Regions from separate parts of the Homo sapiens genome. Here region 2 is linked to region 1. Evidence: chromatin contacts called from ENCODE Hi-C or POLR2A ChIA-PET data. All regions are on one chromosome and are shown on one strand. Each heading gives the region's core, a stretch centred on a gene start or an enhancer-like site at or near the end of the contact. The rest is flanking DNA. Distances are from core to core; before and after follow the strand shown. Region 1 overlaps LOC124901626 (a long non-coding RNA gene). Region 2 overlaps LOC105375268 (a long non-coding RNA gene).

Region 1 (7,914 bases), core at 1,634-4,133:
GAAATATAAGTGTGAATACAGTCGTGCATTGCTTAACAATGGGGATACATTCTAAGAAATTAAAATTGCACTATTAGGCAATTTTGTCTTGTGTGAACATCATAGACTGTACTTACCCAAACCCAGATGGTAGAGCTTACTACACAGCTAGGCTATATGTATAGCCTGTTTCTCCTAGGCTGCAAACCTGTGCAGCATGTCACTGAACTTGATACCGTAGACGAGTATACACAATGGTTCCATACTTTTGTATCTAAAGATATCTAAACATCAAAAAAGTAAAGTAAAAATAGAGGATAAAATATTTTTTAAAAGGGTGCATATATATGGAGAACTTACCATGAATGGAGTTTGTAGAACTGGAAGTTGCCCTGGGTAAGTCAGTGAGTGAGTGGTGAGTGAATATGAAAGCCCAGTGAGTCAATTACTCAACACTATGATAGATTTTATGAACACTGTGCATTTAGGCTACACTGAATTTACAAAAGAGTATTTTTTCTTTCTTCAGTAACAAAGTAATTTTAGCCTACTGCAACATTTTACTTTATAAACTTTTAAATTATTTAAACTTTTTGGCTCTTTTGCAATAACACGTAGCTTAAAATAAAAACACATTATATACCTGCTACAAAAACATATTCTTTCTTTATGTCCTTATTCTATAGGCATGTATCTATTTTTATTTTTCTTACTTTTTAAACATTTTTGTCCAAAACTAAGACAGAAGCACATAAATTAGCTTAGGGTTACACAGGGTCAGGATCATCAATATCAGTCTTCCATCTCCACAGCTTGTCCCACTGGGAGGTCTTCAGGAGTAATAACGTGCATGGAGCTGCCATCTCCTATGATGACAATGTCTAAGACCTGCCTGAGGTTGTTTTACAGTTAACTTTTTTTATGAGTATAAAAATACAATAAAAATATCAACAAGAATATAGTATGCTAAATGCATAAAGTGGTAACATAGTCACTTATTATCTTACCAAGTAATATATTCTGTACATAATTGTATGCACTATACTTTTAAACAACTGGCAGCATAGTAGTTTTGTTTACACCAGCATCACCACAAACACCCGGGTAATGCATTGCACTATGATATCACTAGGCAGTAGGAATTTTTCAGCTTCATTATAATCTTATGAGACAGCTGTTGAATACACAGCCTGTTGTTGATGGAAACACCATTGTGTGGTGCATGACTCTATGCTTTAGATTTGGCCCTCATGGAATAGACCACTGCAAGGTCAATGCTAGAGAGAACTCCTTTGCAGGAGAGAGAAATATGGTGGAGTAGAGGAACAGGGGAGTTCTGTGGATGACCTCTTTCATCTGGGCTTTGGAAGATGGGAAAAGCTTGGTCATACAGAGATTTGGACTAAACGTTTCATGAAGAGGAAGCAGATTACGAAATAATTACACAGAGGTCAGTAGTTCAACTGTTTCACCTAGAAACTAAGGTGGAAATTATACAGAAGTTAGTCTTTTCTATACTGGGCCCAAGAAAGTGAGCAAGGGCAATATGTTTTTGTTTGTTTTTTAGCATCTTTACAAGTTTTTTCCATCTGGTTTGTCTCAATTATCTTTACAAAATTCCTTGATCTGTAGATATAATTGTTATAATATTGTAATAATATTATCCTTCTATTATATTATAATTTATCTGTAGTTACATTATTTGATTTATCCCTATTGTATTCCATGCTTGTTTGGTTCCAATACTCAATAATAGCTTATAACTGAAATGTCAATTTAATCCTACAAACATTTAAAGAGTATCCAATACCTAGGTAATTATCCTGTTTTACAGGTGAGTCGATCTAAGCTATACTTATATGATTAAAAATAATTAGTTTGAGTTGTCTTTTGCTCTAATTGCTCCTTACTTCACTCGAAGTTCTTATTGCTCAGCTGCAGAGTATTGTGTAAGCACAGCAGGGAACTTTTATTTTGACTCTGTGTTAATGTAAAAATTATGCTTAATAATACAAGGAAGAATGATTCCAGGGTGTTTAGCCATGTGTTGCAATGGTCATTATTTCCTTCCAGTATACTTATCTCTGAACCGATCATTTTATTGGCTCTTTGGTTATAAATGTTTTCAGGAAGTGCTTTCTGAAACAATAAATACCTCTCTGTCCCATTATCCAAAAATTCCCTGCATTTCATGCCTACATTCAATTTTGGCTACACACGGAAAAAAATAAATAAATAAATAAAAGTAGCTTTTGTTAATCAGGCCTACAAACTAAAACCTAAAATTTTGGAATTAAAAACTAATAATTTGATAATTTTTTAAAAGGAATGTTGGAGAATGTTTAGTTCCAACTCTCACTTTAGTGGAGTCTGTAAGAAACAAATAATTATTATTTCTAGAAAGAATAACAATGTCTTTATCTGTATAGCCTACAATGTGCTTCAACGCTTTAACTTGTGTGTTCATCCTGAAGTGGGTGCTCTTGTCCTCATTTTAGAAAGGAGGAAATGAGTCTTGGAGAGGGTAGGGGACTTGTACCAAGTATAGGAGCAAGGAAAAAAGTGAAGTGACTCAATCACAGTGAGCCCTCTTCACAAATCCAGTGTTGTTCCCACTGCCCATCAACTGAGAAGCTGCTTTTCCTCTTAAAAACAAAATAAACGTAGAAACAAAGAAACAAAAATCCTCTCTTCTACTCTGGATTCAGATGACAGTCGTATTTTGCTCAAGAATATTGAGCAATCATAAATGAGTTTTCTCCCCTCCACACTGGAGATAAACCACAACTTATTATAACAAAACTGGTCACTGCTCTTGCCAAAGTATTTCATCAGCTTCTGGCATGCGTTATATCTTGATACACTTATCCAGCATGATGGCTGGCGTGATCCTCTGCCTATTTAGTATGTAGGCTAGTTCAGCAGAGGATTTAATGACAGGAGATTTTTCTTTGGCTCCAGGGATCGGCATGCACAGACAGGACCCTGTGTGAATTCCCCAGCATGTGATGATAAGATACTTCCAGTCTGCCAGCATCAAGCAGCTTCATTAATTAAAAACACATTGCGTGTTATCACTAAAGATTGATTTTTCTAGGAAGAATTACCCTTTGGCATTTATGATGAGCATGAAGAAGAACAGATAATACAATTACTGACAGGACTTTCCTCATTTTAGGACAGCAAATATTTAAGATTAGGATTAAGATTTCAGGAGAGACAGCCTTTGTGATTATTCTGCAAAGGAAATATTTGGGACTGCTGTTTTCGTTTTGTTTAGGCTGACCCTGGGAAGTAAACATTTGCTCAGCCATACTGAGTATCTGTGATTTAATGGGATATGGGCCCTAAACATATTTTAGTACTTCACCCCTTTATGCTTAAAACAAAACAGTGCAAAATAAACAATAAATGGACTAATAAAAAGTTTATATAGCTGCCAAGTGCTGAAAAAAGTCTGGTGAAGTCAAGTTATCTGTTTGAAGGAGATTACTGATATTTTCAGCAAGAAGGGCAGTGTTGTGAGAGTGTCTGGCCCTCATGGCACCAATGTAGAATGATGATGCAGGAGAATCTGGGTTCCAAAGCCACACAAGGAACCATTTATATTTTTGTCCAGCACGATGTAGATATTCCCAATATCCCATCAAGTGGTTGCGTAGTCCCTGTTTAAATTCCTTTGCAGACCTCATTATTTTACAAAATCTGTGATTAAACTAGAAGAGCTCAAATTGATAGGAAATCCTCCTAGAGTGGAAGTGATACTTTTTTACTTCCTGCTGTGACACATCAAAACTTTTCTATTTGAAACTTCTACATGTTGGACCTAAGTTTTCTCCTTTCTTACACTAAATGTCCTCCATGAAGTCTGCTACTTGCCACTTAAATTATCCAGGATCTCCTGGGTCTTGGACCCCTGCAACATCCAGGATCACCTCTAAACACATGGCAGTTTGCAGTGACTCAAAGTCAAGCACAGTAATCCAATGGCAAGTGCAACAAAACATCGTATCCTTAGGTTTCCACTATTCATTTACATTAAAGCTGCCTATGTTGAGTTTAGATGTTTAGGCAGAGCTTTCACGGGTATGTCATTTTTGAGTTGATGATGTAGCCTATGATGGCTTTTCTTCCATGAACTGCTGTTTAAATAAGTTCCCTTCTGCTTGGGTCTAGTTGAAGTGAGAGAATCAAAGGTAGATGTTTTTACCCCATGAAACACTGCCTCACTAGTTTCAGCCTTTTCTTTCAGCCACTTAACATCTCTAAAAATCTAACTTTACAATCCTTTGCTTTATTGACACAGCCTTGCTCTATGGCCTCTGTTTACCTATCTTTTACGTCCTATTGAAGATATTAGTGGGCGAATGTTCCTAGTAGATAGAGCTACCCCTTAGTCTATTCTGACTGGCTGTCCACAGAAATGTAGAAAAGTGCTCATAGGAGGGTCTACTTACAAAGTTATGACATTGACATAAATCATTTGCATTAGGTACATCAAACACTGGGATCCTTAACATTTTTTCCTCTCCTGTCCATTTTGATTTAATATAAACATAAGCTGGATGTATCATGATATCAAACACTTGTAGGTTACTTAAAGATTGCCCCAAACATGGAAACTCAGGAAAAATGTCAACGTAATTTGAATTGTTCACATCATATTTATGTTTTAAAAAGTTTACTGAATATTGCTCTATCAAACGACTTGTTTTGGTACCATCTAAAACCAACTAAGGCTCAGGTTGAGGAACAGGGTAGAATGGTTGCTGTTTATGGATATGTAGGAGGATTTGACATGAAAGTTCACTGGTTGTAGATTTGTGTTGGCTCACTTTTATTTACTTAGTGAAATCTACATGCCTTAGATGGCAGGTAAAGCACAAGACTGCTCTGATCTTGGCTCTCATGACATTCCTGTGCAACTCTCATTTTACTTCAGGCTCTACCTCTAAAATCCACCACATGGCCTCGCCGTCCATGCTTTGCTGATGTTTTCCTGTATCTAGAATGCCTTTTCATTTCTGGGGGCCTGTGAATATGGTCGCCATTTTTCAAGGTTCAGTGCAAATACCACATGCTTAGATTTTTGCTTCACTGCTTCCTTAATCAGCCACAGGTAGACTTTTGCTTATGCTGCCACAGAGGGTGAATCTTAAATCCTTGCATCACTACTAGCGGTGTACATTTCCATCAGCCTCACTTTTATGTGAGTTCTTAAAGGTTAGAGTCTATGCCTGATTTCTTCATGTCTCTCTCTCTCTTCCTTGTGTGCGGCAGAGCATCTGGATTACTGCTAGATGGAGTTGACTCATCTGCGGGCTCTGGGATTGACTCAGCCCTGGACTGTACTGGCACTTGTTTGTCTTAACCTGTGCTTTCATTGAAAAAATAATACTCTCTCTTCAAAACTTCTAAATCATAGGCTTTCCATGTCCCCAGGAATTCAGATTTACATTACTTTCATGGCACAGAGAATACCAATCCTAGAAATTAACATTATGTAGTCACACATGGGTAAGAATGCCTTAGGGTAACTGGCAGAAACAAACTGTATTTGGCTCTGACTTTCTGAAGGTTTGCTCCTTCAACCCATGCTTTCCAGGATTCCAGCAAATAAAATCCAGAAAAACATGAAATATAAGCTCACATTTGAAAATCACCAAGTACACAAAGAAACAAGCCACCACGAGAAAGCCAGCAGAAACCAGGATCTTCAGGTAACAGAATCATAGAGCACAAAAAAAATTATTTAGATTTTTCAAAGAAATACAAGATGAAAAAGAATAATATGCTCCAAAATATGCTAGGAAGACTAGAATATAACCAAATGTAGCGGCTAAAATAAAAAAAAAAAGTCATTAAAATTAAATACCTCACCAATGATGTGTTCAGTGGCAGGTAAGAGATACATGAAAAAGAATCAGTAACTAGAAAATAGACCTGAAACATTTACCAGGAGTTGGACACATGTAGAGAAAAGAGGAAATATGGAAGTATAAAGGAGAGATTAAGAGACATAGAAAATAGTAAGGGGGCAAATATTCATCTAATTGGATCTTTAAACATAAGGAGCATGAGAGGAGGCAATAGTAAAAGTGCTAAATGAGAGTTGTCTAGAATTAATGAAGAACAAAAATTTTCAGATTTAGAGAGTATAATGAATTCCAAGGAGAATGAATAAAAAGAAAAAAAAAAGACAATCACAGCTGGACACACAGAATATCACAGGCAAAGATAAGATCTCAAAAACAATGGAAGATAAAATAAACATTGCCTGTAAAGAAACAAGTATACCAATTGCAAAATTAGTAGTAACAGCAAAGTGGATGCATTTTTATAAATTCCAATTTCTAGTATACTTTATACTTTAAATATTTTTAAGAAACTAAGAGATTATAACTGATCATCTGGAATTCTCTTCTTTGGGAGATTAACATTTTAAAATAATAGTAATATTTTAAACACACAATAACAATATTTATGACCAGCAAACCCTCTCTAAATCAACTTCTAAAGGATTACTTTCTAAAGAGGGACATTTTAGGCAGAAGAAAAGACTGACATGCAAAAAAGAATGTTATCTGATAATCCAGGATTACAAAATAAAGCTGTAAATGCTCCTTTTGTGGGTATATGGCATACAGCACGATCTTGAATACTGTTGTTTTGTTATAACATTGGAAAGAAAAAAATAAATGATTCCTAGCCAGGACCACTGTCTGTTTGGAGATTGCACATTCTCCTCATGTCTGGGTTTTCTTCGTGTACTCCAGTTCCCTCCCACATCCCAAAAATGTGCATGTTAGGTAAATTAGCATTGAGGACTTACTCTATCATAGCAACTCATTTGGTTAATGAGTTGCTAACTTCGCTAAAAATCAAAACAGACTAATGTAAACCTGCAACTTGAAGCTTGGAAATCTTGAGAAAGACAATCAGTGACAGCTTTTGACTAAATGCAACGTGACCACTTAGTCTGATTAAAAAGACATCTAGCAGATTTGCTGTTTAACATAAATATAGCAATGCTACCATTTTGACTCTTAGCATGGTATATTCTGTTAGCAAACCTCTGAAGTCCACGACTGCAAATGATTAGACTTTAAAGAGGGAACAGGAGATTCCTATTAATAGCATAGTCAGGTGTGAACACCACTTATTTGGGATGGTAGAACTTAAATAATTTTTTTAATTTTTTGCATTTCCAAATATCTTACAATTACTTTCTTAATAACTGCAAAAAAATGAAATCAATTCTTTTTTACTACAAAGTGGATTTTTTAAAAAGTAAAAATATTTAAATATTCTCATAAAAAAGACAAATCAACAGTTAAGATTCACATTTTAAGATTATTTGCATTGTTGATGAGGTAATATTAAAAGGCACTTTTTGGACATGGTTCCCTTAGGAATTTGAAATATTATTAAAGTAATTAATTTAGGCAACTCATGCTTAGCATACTCTAAACACTAGATACTGAGCTAGATCATGACCCTATACAGAAATGCCAGATCCACATGTGGAGGTCCCCAGGGCTCAGGGGAGCAGGCAGAAGTGGGTCAGAAGCAGCACTTCATAGGGCAGTGAGTTGGAAGAGGAAACTAGAATCTGTGTTTGGGCCATAATGGGCTGTTACAAGGCTTCCAGGCAGGAAACCTGAGCTAAGTCTGAATGCTTTATGGATCTCTCTAAGTTTAGAAGGTTGGGAATGAATTCCATGGAGAGGAAATAGCTTTAACAAAGAAATTTAATTCTAGATTATTAAAAACCATTCATTTAATCAAATTATATGTATGTCAGTATGTCATGTATAATTTGACAAGAAAATCTATTTTTGTTTTACAATTTTCTCGTCATTATTTCTAATATTTGTAGAATAGTTGTCCATAGGTTAGCAACATATTTTATTTGATGTGGTTGGCCTTCTTAAT
Region 2 (7,914 bases), core at 2,774-5,273, 110 kb before region 1:
AATCTGGATGTTAGAATTAACAGGTTCAGATCGGCATAGTAGAGGAGGTTTGTGGTGTTCAGGGTGTCCCTGCCAGGAGAATTGGCTCGCTCCTACTTGAAAAGTCACTTCCGTGGAAAGGTGAATAAGAAGAAGAATAAAGGAATTAGTCAAGTTTCTGTGCTTACTACATGCCAGAGTCTTTTCAGGTATAATCGTATGTCTTTTTCTGAACCCAACTCTGTGAGGTCAGCTTATTACATTTTACAGAAGAGCACAGGGAGGGCCAGATGCTCAGAGGTTCTGACTAGCACAGATGGTGTCAGAGCCAGGATTCAAACCTATGTAGCTTTTATTGTACCCTACTGCAGTTAATAAAACTTCTTTTTCATACATTGTGTCAAATATAGGCAGTTAGCGCTAAAATGTGTCTGAAAGAATCTGTAACACTGAAGAGCCCAAAGGTAGAAATAAGTTTGAGAGTCAGGCATGAGTACAGTATCCTGGTGGGAGCAACTCTGAGAGTCAGGGAATGAAGCTGTGGGGAGGATCAAGGAAGGCACTGGATGTCTGGGACAGGAGGGAGGGCAGGGACCCTGGCCAGGAAGCCAAAGGGAGTTTGAGCAGATTTCTACAGACGCACAATTGCCACGTCTTTGGGCTCCCACAGCTCCAGCAAGTGTGTCAGCTGGGCACTTGAGACATCCTTCAGCCTCCAATAGCCCAGCCCATGCATTCCCTGTGATGAAGAAGACCTCACCTTTCTTCCAGTGGTCACATGAATTTGGTGACCTTGCCCTCACATGGGCTTCTGAATGGTTTCATGTTACTCCTAGCTTTGACCAGACATGGGGGAGCTGTTATCACTGCTCTGTCCTGGCTGTGTCTTGTTTTCTAACACAACTTTATCCTGCTCTTCCATCCTTCATCCTGTGGGGTGTTTCAGTCTGTAAAAGAAACAGAAAGAAACTGATATGAGGGTTACATACAAGAGAAAGGTTACATACAAGAAAGAGATGGGCCGGGCAGTGTGACTCACGCCTGTAGTCCCAGCACTTTGGGAGGCTGAGACGGGTGGATCATGAGGTCAGGAGTTTGAGACCAGCCTGGCCAACATGGTGAAACCCCGTCTCTACTAATGATACAAAAATTAGCTGGGCGTGGAGATGCGTGACTGTAATCCCAGCTACTCGGGAAGCTGAGGCAGGAAAATCCCTTGAACCTGGGAGGCAGAGGTCGTGGTGAGCCGAGATCCCGCCATTGCACTCCAGCCTGGGCGACAGGGCGAGACTCCGTCTCAACAACAGCAACGACAACGACAACAACAACAAAAAAAAAAAAAAAAGAGAGAGAGACAGATGGGCTAAGTTAGCCGAAAAAAGCCAGGTATTGAGGGGGTGGGGAATGGGTGTTGAGAAATGACTCAGTGGGTACAATGTATGTTGTTCAGATGATGGATGCCCTAAAAGCCACGACTTGACCACTACACAGTATTTGCATGTAACAAAATAACGCTTGTACTATAAATGTATACAATGACGAGGCACCAAGAGGTACCTGCGGAATCCCTTTCTCTGGGTCCTTTTTAAAAAGAAGGGTCATTTTTTGCCTCTGATGGTTTAGAGCTAAGTCTTGCCTAAGCAGGGTGACACCTTCCTGGTTTCTCAAGAACTCATTATGTTCTCTCAGCTTCTAATTAGCATTTTTATGTGCTTTCCTGGGGCTCAGTCCAGAAAGCCAAATAAATCATTTGCCTAACCTTCCTTGTTGAGGTTCCCCTGTGGGATGAGTGTAAGTATTTTATTAATTTTTTGGCAGCAAGCTCCTATCAGTTCAGTCTTAGCTCAGCCAAGACTCTATAGCTATCTCTGGAGGCACACAGGCTGAGACAGGAGAAACAGTAAGAAATTATTTAGCTGTGCAGCAGAGATAATCTTACCGATGGTCTCTGAGTATATTTTGAAACCTTGTTTTTGTTTGTTTGCTTGTTTGTTTGTTTGCAAATTGCCTTCATGGGAGATTAGCCCCTTCTGATGTTTTTCGTAAAGGGCACTTGAGTGTTTCTGCTGGGGGTTGGCCCCTCCGGGACAAGTCCTGGTGCTGAGCGTGAAGCAGGTGAGCTAGGTGCAGCGGCTTCTCCTGCCTGGTCCCCGTGTGGCAGTGTGCTCTCGCGATCCAGCCTTTCCAGTGTGACTGCCTCTTCTGCCCAGCCCACAGCTCCTGCCCATGTTCCCACTCAGCCTCTGACGCCAAGTTCATACTTTGTGCTTCTCAAGGATTCTGGCTGCAGAGCCTCCTTCCCTGCCAGATCCTGGCTCTTTTTGAGACTCCAGAAAGGTCACACAACCTGTGAGCCTCAGCTCCTCATTTATTTCACGTCTTGAGAATCACCTTTCTTACAGAATTATTGTAAGAATATTCAACATTTAGTTTATTGATATTTAAAAATAAAATATTATCAGCGCATATGTGTACCATTCTGCAAATGACAAAAGCACCCAGTAGCTGTGTATTCCTTGAGTAGGATGGCTGATTTCACAAGACTTGAGACCCTGCTTTCTTTTTCTTTTTTTTTTAAACAAGGGCATAAAAATGAAGCAAGAAATCATGTTTTCCTGACCTGTAATCAGCCTGCCCTGCCTCAGCTCCTTGCACCCTCTACTGCAGCTTCCACATCTGGACTTAATATTTTATCTGTCTGAAAATATATTTTAAAATGGATTTGATACTTTTCTTGATACCTGGAAGGACTTGAGGTGTCCGTCTCATTATTATGCCTATTTTTGCCCAAAATTCTTGGCTCTGACTGGCCTTCCCCTTTGTCAGCTAAGTGTGCAAAACTTGTCAGACACAGGCCCTGTGAGAAATCAGCACAAAACAAAATGGGAGACAAAGATGCAGAACCCATCTTGTGCTCTTTGATGTGCTGCAGTCAATGACTGAGGCTCTTTCATCAGCAAGAGCGTTTGGGTTCCCTGTTTTTTTCATTGCAACTTTCTTCCTCCTCACTCCAAATTAGCTGAAACTTTACCAGTTAGCAGGGTAGGGTGTCATCTACCCCAAGTTTTGGTATATAGTTTTCTTTCTGATTGATTATAAGCATCTTAACAACCATTTTCTGTAATGGGATTACTTTCAATGATCAAGTACGATTGAAAATGGGTTAAAGGTAGGGAAGATTTTCCTCCAGCCCCAGAAACTTACATGTTCTCAAATGCATGCAAAATTCTCTCTCTCTGTCCATGACTTCCTCAGCCTAACCCTCTGTTTCTATGACTCCTAAACTCAACCTTGCACTGGCCCCTGTGTTTAGAAATTGCATTTGGTTTCTCTGATAATCGGTTTTTTCCAGCCAGCTCTGCATTTTTCCTAGGCAGACAGCATGGAGTCACAAGAGTGACAGCTCATACACTGAGTGCTACAGGGGTTAAGGCGTTTTCCTGTATTATCTTATTTAATCCCCAGGGCACTGCGGTTACCATCCTCATTTTGCAAGTGAGGAAACAGGCTTGAGAAGGTGAAGTAATCTCAGGCACCAAGTACGAGGTGGAATTCAGAATCCAAACTTGGGTGCAGAAGTCAGAGCTGTGCTCGGAAGCTGTGTCTGCCTGGATTCCATTTTCTATCCTACTAACAATCAGCAAGCACTTCGAGGGCTCTGGCATGTCAGGGCCCTGTGTCATGGTGCATGGATAAACAGAAGCCCTAGTAAATGCTGCACCATTGCATCCACTTAGATAATACGATGCCCTACTTGTAATATATAATTGAGGTTTATTCCTCACAGGAATTGAAGGAAAAGGGACAGAGATAATGTGATTTTATGCAGTCTACTCTCCTCCTTCCCCCTGCCCTTCAGAATTAATCCCTTGGAGCCAAGAAGGCTGCAAGTCCGGCTGCCAGGGCCTGGCAGAGAATCTCGCTGTGTTTACTTTCTCATATGTTCTTCTGTGACCTTCTGTATCTGCTTCTGCCTCCCAGGCTTGTTTCTGGGAAGCAGAAAGCTGGAGAGTCGCTCAAGAGAGCACTGGCCCCTGTGTCAAAGGGCAGAGGCTCTGGAACTTGGGCCGAGCACTAATTATACATGTGACATCCTGCCCTGGCTGCAGGCTTTCTGTCTCTCATTTTCCCAAGAAATTGGACATTTGATGATAAAGCAGACTTTATCCTATCCCATATTTTGTTCTAGATATTTATTTTGTATCATGATATTTTATTCCAGAAGTTTTCTTTTTGTGATTATTCATTTAAAAATAAGTGACACAGCACTTTACACATACCTGGCCAATGCATGTTGATGCATCAAATATGCATACATTGTTCAAAATGATTGTTCAGCATCATTATGTTTTATTGGACCATTTTGTGGATGATCTTACTTGATGTTCACAACAGCCAAGTGAAAAAAGCAAAACTAATTCCACATAACAACTGAACGTTTGCTGCACAGAAACATGGCTGGCAGGTGGTCTAAGGTCTAATGGAGCCAGCTGGTGCTGTCTTCTGCATCAGAGGCCCTTGCTAAGTCACAGCCACCGCTGGTCCTGGCCTAGGAGTTAAACCACAGACCACAGTGAAAGACTTGAAAGTGCAAATCCATTAACATGATCATCCCTGGCTTATTGCTAAGTAACAACAATTATCTTGACCCTTTTAATAGAAGAGGACATCCGCAGGCCTGACTGTGAGTGAGGCAGCTCACCTGGTCTTCCCACTCAGGGAAACAGTGAACTTTTCCTACCTTTCACTTGGTGCCCCAAACTAGGGTCCTTTTTCTTCGTAACACTTCTAAGTGTTTTAAATTAAATTAGTATTTGTTGTTTACCCTTTGTTTTTCTTAAACAACAATAAAAAAATTAGCTGAAAAGAACAGAAGGCAAACTGTAGGATAAACCATATATTTGTATATGTATGTATGCATGCACATGTGTGTGTTCACAGATATGTGCATATGTGAGTGTGTACGTGTATGCCTGTGTTTTTGAATTTCTGTATATTTTTGTGCATGTTTGTGGGTATGTTTTTATGTGTGTTTGTATGCATGTATGTTCGTGAGTATGTGTGTGTGCATACATGTGTACCTACAAGAGGAACAGATATATTTGCTTTGGTGTTTCTTTGCAGATTCTCTATGTTATTATTTTTTTCTTTTGTATCTCACCAGGTCTGCTTGTATGGAGCATTCCAGGCAGGAGTATAGTGGTTCCCACTGGACAGATTAATTTCTTACCTATAGCATAATCTCAACTTCTCCATCATTGCTCATAGAAGAGTCTATATCTTTAGCTCTTCCTTCTCTGATTTGCTAAAGGCTACATCCTTGTGTCTTGCAGACACCCACCTCCTCTCTCATATAGTCTATGAAATGCCTAGTACATTTCCCCTTTCCTCCTTGACTCCCCAACTTTTCTGTGCAGCAGAGAAAGAGACTCAGGATGTATTGCCAGGCTATCTGTTTGCTCCTTCTCTCAACAAAGATTCATGGGACCCGTCTTTGGAAGAGTGCAGGGTGCGTGGCCTGGAGGGCACATCAGTGGACAAGCACAGCCTTTCTACCGTAGGTCCAGTGAAGAAGAAAGTGCACAGGTGGCATCAGCGTAATGCACCTTAGGTCCAGGCGGGCACCAACACCAGAGGATGGGGCACATCTGACAGGATTTGGATAGGAAGAAAACTTGCTTTGTCCTGGGAATAACTCAAAGTGACTCCTTTATCATTCACAAATATTTTACATTGCTGTGACTCCTCCTACAACTGTATTCATATTCTCCCACGAATAATGCATGCTCTCTGGTTTCCTTGTTGCAGTTAGGGAGTGACTCTACTGAACTCTTCTATGCACTCAGATGTAGATTGCAGCAGCCTCTCCTGCCATCCCTCTGGTGTCTCCAACAAGCTCTTTGAGAATCCTAGTGGCCAATGGGTCACACACTTGACAGTCTCAAAAAACATGTTGCTTACGGCAACCTTGTTGCAACTTGAATATGCAAGAGGTTTTTAGGTGGTTGGGATACAATTAACTTCCTAAGCAGAACTAGGAGAATTGCTCAGGAAAGAAGTAACTGTGACAATCATTTTAGTTATCCACTCTTGGCCTCTTTTCTTCAGCCACATTTAATTTTTCTTCCCAGACAGGGTGGGAAAAAAGATGCTTTTATTCCTTGCTGCTATGACTAAAATAACAACAGATTTCTGTGAAAGATAAAGAAAGGAATGGACTTCCATTTAGCTCCACTCTGAGCCACTTCAAACCTTCTATGCTTTAATGCTCACCATAACCCTGTATAGTAAGTCCCATAGTCCATTTACCTAGATGAGAAACTGGGGATACAGCCACCTCATCCTGGTAATGGTGCTCAGGACAGGTCAGTCCTCCAAGTCCTCCACACCAGGGACCTGCTCGTTCTGGACAAACAGGGGTGGCCTGTAGGATGGCTTGCAATGCAGTGACTAAAGAGGCTAAGGTCTAATTTTCCGGGTTGGGGACTGCTGTTCTGCATCACCCAGATGTGATTCTGACCAAGCAGGTTCATGAGCCCAGTGATTCAGGGCTCAGCTGGTAACAGGGAAGCAGGAGGCCAAGAGTTTCTGTGAGTTCTTAAATACCCTGTAGTTAAGTCTGTGAGGGAAAATCACTTCAGGAAACTCACCAGATCATCTGCCGGTGGACTGTGTTCTGGCATGTCCATGTTGGGACCCATGCTGGATGCCTCCTCATGCTGCGGCCCAGGGAAGCTCAACTCCCTTGTGCTCTACACTTTGCCTCTCTAGCCTTCTCTTTCCTCCTGTCCTGGATGTGTCACTTACCACACTGGTTCCTCCCTCCATGTTCCTAACTGGGGACTTGTGGACTATGACCAGTGGTGCTCTTTGAGCTAAAGCCTGTTCTGTAGCTCCTGCTCTGACAGTCCCCTGACATCGCAGCCCCACAGAAGTTCTCAGGCTCCCAGTACCCTCAGGAAGCCCCTCAAGATGCTGCTCCCCATCCTTCCCTGCAGCCCAAATGATAGAGTCTACACCCTTCCTGGGTGTGCTGATCCCTCGGCCACCTGTCCTCATCCATTGCTGTTTAAACCTTCCTGTCAATCCTCAGCTCATGAGGTCACTCCTCATGAAGTTCATGGTCGCTCTCCATGAACTTCTGTAGGCAATTTTTCTTGTCACATTCTCCAGTCTTTGAAAACCCACCATTTGGGTTTGGGGTCTTTCAGGGAATATTCTCTGACTCTGAAAACTTGAAGAGACTGTGATGCTGGTAAGTACTGTGAATGCCCTTCCGTCATGGGGTATGGCTATGTGGCAAACTTCTCACAAGACCGTAATCTTGAGTGGAAGAGGTATGTCTGCAACACTTCCTTGAATTCTTTCTTAAGGTGCAAAGTGGCTTGCATGACATAGATTATCAGTAAATCTTTCTCGACTGCTTGACTCTACTTTAATGCATTTAAACCCTACTGAATATATATTAATATTGTAAACACAAAAGCATTCTCATTTGAAAATTATAGGAATTGCATTTGGGAGAATGCAGGAAATGAAGTGTCAGTGTACTGACGAGAATAGTCAAACAATATTAGAAACAATGAAATCAATGATTAATCAGTGTTTATTATGATGTATCTAGGATCCCCCAAAGTGACCATGTTCTTTCATCCAGCAACTTAGGTACTAAAGAAGAAATAGTTTAAAAACCTTTGTGCAAGAGATGTTATTTCTGCACTTTAAAGAAATATTGGCCAGAGAAATACTTCAAGTTCCAATTGTAGAAAAAGGTGTCATTGGAATTGTGATTTTTCCAAACTATGAAATATTATTATTTTGGGTATTGCATTTATTATTGCAGATGTTGAAATGACAATCGTGAAAAGCATTATAATATATAAAATAATGCTTTTGCTAGAACTTTAGGTTTAAAAACATAGGTTCATAAGGTAA

Evidence for each region. Hi-C counts contacts between places; a loop is a spot of excess contacts on that map. ChIA-PET counts read pairs that join two places held with the same protein, here RNA polymerase II (POLR2A). Pooled maps may share reads with other maps.
Region 2: a map of heart right ventricle shows a loop between it and region 1 (2.1-fold over the local background). The contact joins two enhancer-like sites. A Hi-C loop is called at or near these places in 7 of 168 maps with a recorded cell type or tissue (Right ventricle myocardium inferior, cardiac septum, heart left ventricle and 2 more) and 2 of 50 pooled maps. POLR2A ChIA-PET finds 5 or more read pairs at or near these places in 3 of 52 experiments (A673, PC-9 and activated T-cell).

The regions. Positions count from the first base shown.
Region 1 is chr7:46,927,885-46,935,798 of GRCh38, reverse strand. All of the region lies in intron 1 of LOC124901626 (a long non-coding RNA gene), which reads left to right. Among named protein-coding and RNA genes, the nearest start is that of SNORD151, 530 kb to the left of the region's middle. Within about 2 kb of position 2,883, at least 10 of the 41 ENCODE cell types and tissues checked have a DNase peak (open chromatin) inside an H3K27ac peak, as active enhancers do; they include heart right ventricle, where a contact is called at or near this core.
Region 2 is chr7:47,041,408-47,049,321 of GRCh38, reverse strand. The region is part of intron 2 of LOC105375268 (a long non-coding RNA gene); the gene reads left to right. Among named protein-coding and RNA genes, the nearest start is that of SNORD151, 420 kb to the left of the region's middle. Within about 2 kb of position 4,023, at least 4 of the 41 ENCODE cell types and tissues checked have a DNase peak (open chromatin) inside an H3K27ac peak, as active enhancers do; they include heart right ventricle, where a contact is called at or near this core.